Linked DNA regions of Homo sapiens: region 2 is linked to region 1. The links are chromatin contacts, found by Hi-C or POLR2A ChIA-PET in ENCODE. All regions are on one chromosome and are shown on one strand. The core of a region is the stretch at or near the end of the contact, and the rest is flanking DNA. Distances in the headings are between cores, read along the strand shown.

Region 1 (3,234 bases), core at 273-2,772:
AGAAAGCCCAGTAAAGCAGATGAGCTTGCTCAGGATCAGGGCCACCACTCAGGGGAATAAAGCTCTAGGGACCTCCCCTTTTTAGGAGTGTAGGTTCCCAAGATCTCCCTCCTAAATGAAGTGGCCGCTGCTCACTCCAGGGAAAACGAATCTTGTTACCACATCCACCACGGATGGCTAGAACAGGGGACCGGTACCGCATAGCAGGAGGTGAGCAGAGGGCGGATAAGCATTACCGCCGAGCATTCTGCCCCCTCAGATCAGCGGGGGCATTAGGATCAGCGGGAGCATTAGATTCTCACAGGAGCGTGAACCCTATTGTGAACTGGACTTGCAAGAGATCTAGGTTGCGCGCTCCTAATGAGAATCTAATGCCTGCTGATGTGAGGTAAAAGAGTTTCATACCAAAACCACCCCCACCTCCGTGGAAGACAAGAAAAATTGTCTTCCACGAAACCAATTCCTGGTGCCAAAAAGGCTGGGGACCACTGGTCTAGAAGACTACAACCAATTCAGTTGCAGTGGTCACCAGGAGTAACCATGTGGCCCAAGAAGGTATGTCCAGCTTCCTCCTTGCATCTTGCGGCACAACACCTTTGCGGTATGGTGCCTGGGCAGTCCCGGGTTGTTAAGGGTGAGAGTTCTAAAGCCAGGCTGCCCGTATTCAGAGACTGGCTTTGCTAAGGAACCTTGGGCAAGTTACTTAACCTGTTTCGTCATCTGTAAAATGGAGAAAATACCAGTGCTTTTTAGGGTTGCCAACCTAATAAGCATTATTCCTGCCCCAAATAAGTCCAGGCTATGTGGAAAAACGCGAATTTCTCGTTCAGCAAAGAGTAAAGCTAATACCAGAGTTTTCCTGGCCTGCAGATTTGGCCTGGCAGGAGACAATGCCATAGCCAATGTTCATGCTCCAGATGCAGACCTGGAGGCACAGAGTGATGTAGAGAGGACAATGGATCTGAAGCCATGTATCTGGGTGCCAGACACGCTGGGTGAAGCCGAGCAAACCGCTCCTGCAGATAGATTGAGTATGCACACCCAGCACTTTGGGAGGCCGAGGCGGGCGGATCACGAGGTCAGGAGACCGAGACCATCCTGGCTAATATGGTGAAACCCCGTCTCTACTAATACAAAAAATTAGACGGGCGTGGTGGCGGGCGCCTGTAGTCCCAGGAGGCGGAGCTTGCAGTGAGCTGAGATGCGCCACTGCACTCCAGCCTGGGCGACAGAGCGAGACTCCATCTCAAAAAAAAAAAAAGCATGCACAGCCTAACACTGGAGGTGCTGACGCCAGGTAGGTCAGCAGTAGACCCAGCCCCAACCCACAAGTTTCGCTCTCCAGACTGCGCAAGCGCAAAGGATACGAAAACGCCCCCGGCGTTCTGGGGGCTGGGACCGAGGAAAGCGCTGAGTATAGCTCTTGCGCGTCCAGTCACAAATGACGTCCCTTCTGTACCCCGCCCTGTAGGCGGGAGCATCCAATCAACTTCGAGAGCGTAGGCCCCACCTATCGTGGGTCGAGTTGCTTGGCGGTCGTGGTTCCGGAGGTTCCTCGGGATGTCGGTGGCCTTCGTACCGGACTGGCTGAGGGGCAAGGCGGAAGTCAATCAAGAGACTATCCAGCGGGTGAGCATCCACGCGGGCGGGCGGGCGGGCGGAGAGAAGTCGGGATCCCGAGGGGCTGCGGGGTGCGAGAAGCATCCTGTAGTGAGCGGCCTCCCAGCTGACTGTGAAGGGTGCTGAGCAGCCGGGGTGCGGGGTGAGATGGGCACGAAATCAGCACAGGCGCCGGGGCAGGACCCCGGCATGGGGTTCGGTCCCCCGCCGTCCAGACGTCACACTGCACTAACCCTTTCTCTCCTTTTTTTTTTTTTTTTGAGACGGAGTCCCGCTCTGTCGCCCAGGCTGGAGTGCAGTGGTGCATCTTGGCTCACTGAAACCACCGCTTCCTGGCTTCAAGCGAGTCTCCTGCCTCAGCCTCCTGAGTAGCTGGGATTACAGGAGCGCGACGCCACTCCCGGCTAATTTTTGTATTTTTAGTATGGGGTTTCCCCATGTTGGCCAGGCTAGTCTCGAACTCCTGACCTCGTGATCCGCCTAGATCGGCCTCCCAAAGGGCCGGGGTTACAGGCGTGAGCCACTGCGCCCGGCCTGCACTGACCCTTTCTTTCTCTGATCTTTCAGCTCCTTGAGGAGAATGACCAGCTGATCCGCTGTATTGTGGAGTATCAGAACAAGGGCCGCGGGAACGAGTGCGTGCAGTAAGTACCCCCACCCCCGCGCCCCTGACCTGTGGGTAGAGGGGAAGCCTGTGTGATGCGGTGCTTTCTCGAACTAAGAGTCTTGGGTGATTGATCGCAGTTAAGCCCCTCTTTGAACTGAGGAAAGAGAGGCTCAAAGAGTTTGCCAACCTGCCCAAGACCATACAACGAGTACACTGCGGAGCCTGGAGTCAGACGTGGCTCTTTCTTCAAAATGTGAATTATTCTCACTGCAAAGCCTCCTTCACTCAAAGCTATGCCGGCTGATGACAACAGGGATGGGGGTGAGAGCACACAGAAAACTAAGCTCAGGAGATTAGAGCCATGGCCCCTTTCTCATCTTGGATCCCTGCCTCATCCTTTCTCTGTTAAGTGAAGGGGTCAGGCCATTTGACTGCTAAGCTTCCTCTCATTTCTAACTTCCCGTCAGTCTGTTAGTGACACACACACAAAGACAAACAAAGGATTTACAAGTTAAGTCAAAGGTAAATTGTGCATAATAATTTAATGCACTCCCTAAGTAGATACCAAAATGAGAGAAAATAGAGTCTGAGTCTCTTTTCCGAATCTAGTCCAGGTATTACGCCCATTTTTTTCTTTTCTTTTTTTTTTTCTTTTTGAGACAGTCTCCCTCTGTCACCCAGGCTGGAGTGCAGTGGTGCAATCTCGGCTCACTGCAACCTCCACCTCTGAGGTTCAAGCAATTCTCGTGCCTCAGCCTCTGAGTAGCTGGGACTACAGGCGTGTGCCACCACGCCCTGCTAATTTTTATATTTGTAGTAGAGACAGGGTTTCACCATGTTGGCCAGACTGGTCTCAAACTCCTGACCTCAGATGATCCACCCACCTCGACCTCCCAAAGTGTTGGAATTACAGGCATGAGCCACCACGGCCGACCTTATGCCCATTTCTTATAGAAAAATATATTATTTCATTGTTACTGAAGAAATGTTTCACAATCCCTACCCCC
Region 2 (3,234 bases), core at 247-2,746, 3.2 Mb before region 1:
AGTGCATAGTTATCAACATCACTACTGCACAAAGAAAAATAAGCCTTGCAGCTTAGAACAAAGGGTAGCAAAGTATTCAATCACCAGGCAGGTTTGTAATTTTGTTTCGTTTTGTTTTTTGAGATGGAGTCTCGCTCTGTCGCCCAGGCTGCAGTGCAGTGGCACGATCTCGGCCCACTGCAAGCTCCACTTCCTGGGTTCACGCCATTCTCCTGCTTCAGCCTCCCGAGTAGCTGGGACTACAGGCGCCTGCCACCACACCCGGCTATATTTTTAGCAGAGACGGGATTTCACCATGTTAGCCAGGATGGTCTCGATCTCCTGACCTCGTGATCGGCTCGCCTCGGCCTCCCAAAGTGCTGGGATTACAGGCGTGAGCCACCGCACCCGGCCTGTAATTTTTTTTTTTTTTTTAATGTTTATACTTTCCTTAATCCTTTCTGGGAATAACCTCCTCTGGGACCACTTTCCTTCCTGTTCTATGTACCTCAGAAGCACAGGAATGAAGCCTGAAAAAATATTATCTTGCTCCCTAAGTCACTTTCCTTTCTGATCTAGTTCTTGGGTGATGAATGAAGGTGGAAAGTAGCGAAGGTTGCTATGAAAAGCTTGGACTTTATTACCAGGGCCACTGCATTTTCAACAGGAGTGTCAGGATCCCAGCAGTAATGCTTTTCCATGGATCAGCCAGACAGGCATAAGGGGAAGTTGGGAGACCAAAAAAGCCATTGACAGATTCCAGGTGAGCAATAAACCAGAATTTTGACCAACTAGACCAGCGCTGTCCTACAGAAATGTAATGGGAGCCACATGTTAAAGTTTAAATGTTTTACTAGCCACATTTAAAAAGAAACACATGAAGTTATTATTATTTGTTTTAGAGACGGGGTCTTGCTTTGTCGTCCACGCTGGTCTCCAACTCCTTGGCTCCCTCAAGCAATCCTCCAGACTAGGCCTCACAAAGTGCTGAGATTACAGGCCTGGGCCACTGCCCCCGGCCTGAAGTTAATTTTAATATTTCACCTAACCCAATATATCCAAAATATCATTTCAACATATAAAAATTATTGAGATTTTACCTCACCAGTCTTAGACATCCAGCGTGTGGTTTATGCATACAGTACATATCAATTCCACACTAAATTTTCAGCATTTAAAGGGAAATATGGTCCTGAAAAAAAAACAACAAAACAAAAAAACGCCTGTTTAAGGAGAAAGCATTCCACACTGCTTGTTTTAATATAATTAAAATTAATGTATCAATTAATAAATCAATAGCCCACGTTGGCTAGTGGCTGCCTTACTGGGCAGACCAGGTCTGGATTGTAAATACGTTCAGACGTTCCACGCAAAAGCAAAGTTCCCTGCAGACGCTCCATTAAGTTCTGGGTGCAAGGAAGCGCGGATCCTTCAGTTCTGGGCGTTTTCACCAGGTGGCACTCAGAACACCCTCACGTGACAAGCGTCCCACCCGGAAGCGAAATCTCCCCTTCTACAGAGTTCCTCCGGCGCTTCCTCCACCCCGGGATACACAGAACCTCATCTCCTACGGTGCTGAAGCCTGCAGCAGGGCAGGATGGGCAGGAGAGCAGAGCCGCGGAGTCTGCGGCGCGGGTGAAGAGCGGCGCGTAATTCCCGCAGCAAGATTGTTCCGCGCCCGCAGCCCCTGGACTAGCAGGATCCGAACCCCGGCGGCTGCGTGCTTATAGGCGCAGACGTCAGAGAGCCCGCGGCTTAAAGCGCGTCGCCTGGCTAGCGCCACCCCCTAGCCTTCTTCAAGGCCTCCAGGGCTGGGCCCAAGCGCCCGTCGACGGCACCCTGGGCCCAGAGGACTCGCGGGCCTCATCTCCAATGATTCAGAACTCACGTCCGTCGCTGCTGCAACCCCAAGATGTCGGAGACACGGTGGAAACGCTTATGGTGAGGGCACTGCGGGGAAGGAAGGGCAGGGGTCCGAACCGCGGGCTCGGGCCGGAGAATTCGGGGCGTTGCTAAGGCTCGGCTACCCTTTTCCGCGCCCCAGGGTGCGCTCAGGATTTAGGATGCGGCGGGAGAGGAGTCTGACTAAGGGAATTGAGAAGGGGGCAGGGAGTGAGGAGAGGCCAGGAGCTGCAGGCCAGCCCTGGGGGCAGGCGCTGTAGGGCCGATGTCCCGGTAAAGGGCGGAATTGCCGGGGCCTGGACTGGACGCGTGCCGGGGAGTGTGCCCGCGCGGCCCCCACAAGGTGCGAGTAGGCTGCCAGGTGGAAGGGCACCCGGGCAGATTTGGGACGGTCACAAGGCCTGATAATAGCGCTGACGCTGAGAAGCCGTTGATGCCGCAGCGAGCTGGCCGGGTAGCGCTGTGCGCCCGCGGGCGGCGGCCTACCTGGAGGGGCCAGTCGTGGCGGCACCCTTCCAGCCTGTTGGGACGGCGCGTGGTCCCCCAGCGACGCCACGCCTCCTCCGGCGTTCGATTGGTCATCGTGCCCGGGCCGCCGGGCCGCTATTGGTGGAGGCGGAGGCGGGGCTGGCGGCGTGGTTGCCCGGTAGGTGGAGTCGGGGTGCAACCAGTCTTTAGACGCTAAAGGCCTGAGGCCACTGCAGCTGCCGCAGCTCTCCCTCTGAGGTCTTGCGCCCGAGGTAGGGGCGGCTTTTATTTTTTTTTTTAATCCTTAAAGGCGGAGACGGCGGCGGTGGCGACTTTACGTTGACGTCTTTGAAAACCTGCTTACCTTTTTCAGGGCTCTCCAGCCCTCGCCTCCAGATGTGAATTGGACTTAGGATAGTTTTTTCAGGGCAGTAGGAATTGCTTGTGGATCCAGTTTGTACTCTTATGTGCTACTTATTTCGTGTGCGTATTATTGTTTATGCCCTCTTCTTTCTCCCCTTAAAAAGAAACTACTTTTTTATTTACCTTGAATATATTTTTGAGCTTTCTTTTCTTTTTTCTTTTTTTTTTTTTTTGAGACAGAGTCTCGCCCTGTCGCCCGCGCTGGAGTGCAGTGGCGTGATCTCGGCTCAACTGCAACCTCTGACTCCCGGGTTCAAGTATTTTTCCTGTCTCAGTCTCCCACGTTGCTGGGATTACAGGCGTGCGCCACCACGCCCGGCTAGTTTTTGTATTTTTAGTAGAGAGAGGGTTTCACCATGTTGGCCAGGCTGGTCTTGAACTCCTGACCTCAAGTGATCCGTCTGCCTCGGCCTCCTAAAGTGCTAGGATTACAAGTGTGAGCCACCGCGCTTGGCCTTGAGC

The links. Hi-C counts contacts between places; a loop is a spot of excess contacts on that map. ChIA-PET counts read pairs that join two places held with the same protein, here RNA polymerase II (POLR2A). Pooled maps may share reads with other maps.
Region 2: a loop to region 1 is called in a pooled map, with 5 times the contacts of the local background. The contact joins the promoter of SLC25A38 here to the promoter of SS18L2 in region 1. A Hi-C loop is called at or near these places in 1 of 168 maps with a recorded cell type or tissue (B cell), 1 of 37 single-sample maps with no recorded cell type and 6 of 50 pooled maps. POLR2A ChIA-PET finds 5 or more read pairs at or near these places in 2 of 52 experiments (CD8-positive, alpha-beta memory T cell and activated CD8-positive, alpha-beta T cell).

What each region holds. Positions count from the first base shown.
Region 1 is chr3:42,589,338-42,592,571 of GRCh38, forward strand. It overlaps SS18L2 (SS18 like 2), which reads left to right and starts at 1,523. Exons shown (of 3, transcript NM_001370300.1): 1 at 1,523-1,629; 2 at 2,188-2,264. The coding sequence starts at 1,561. It also overlaps a transcript of SEC22C not described here.
Region 2 is chr3:39,381,874-39,385,107 of GRCh38, forward strand. It overlaps SLC25A38 (solute carrier family 25 member 38), which reads left to right and starts at 1,497. Exons shown (of 7, transcript NM_017875.4): 1 at 1,497-1,920. The coding sequence starts at 1,852. It overlaps LOC105377644 (a long non-coding RNA gene), which reads right to left and starts at 2,452. Exons shown (of 3, transcript XR_007096252.1): 1 at 2,368-2,452; 2 at 1,080-1,171. RefSeq lists enhancers at 1,806-1,985, 2,006-2,105, 2,116-2,165, 2,636-2,705 and a silencer at 2,396-2,545.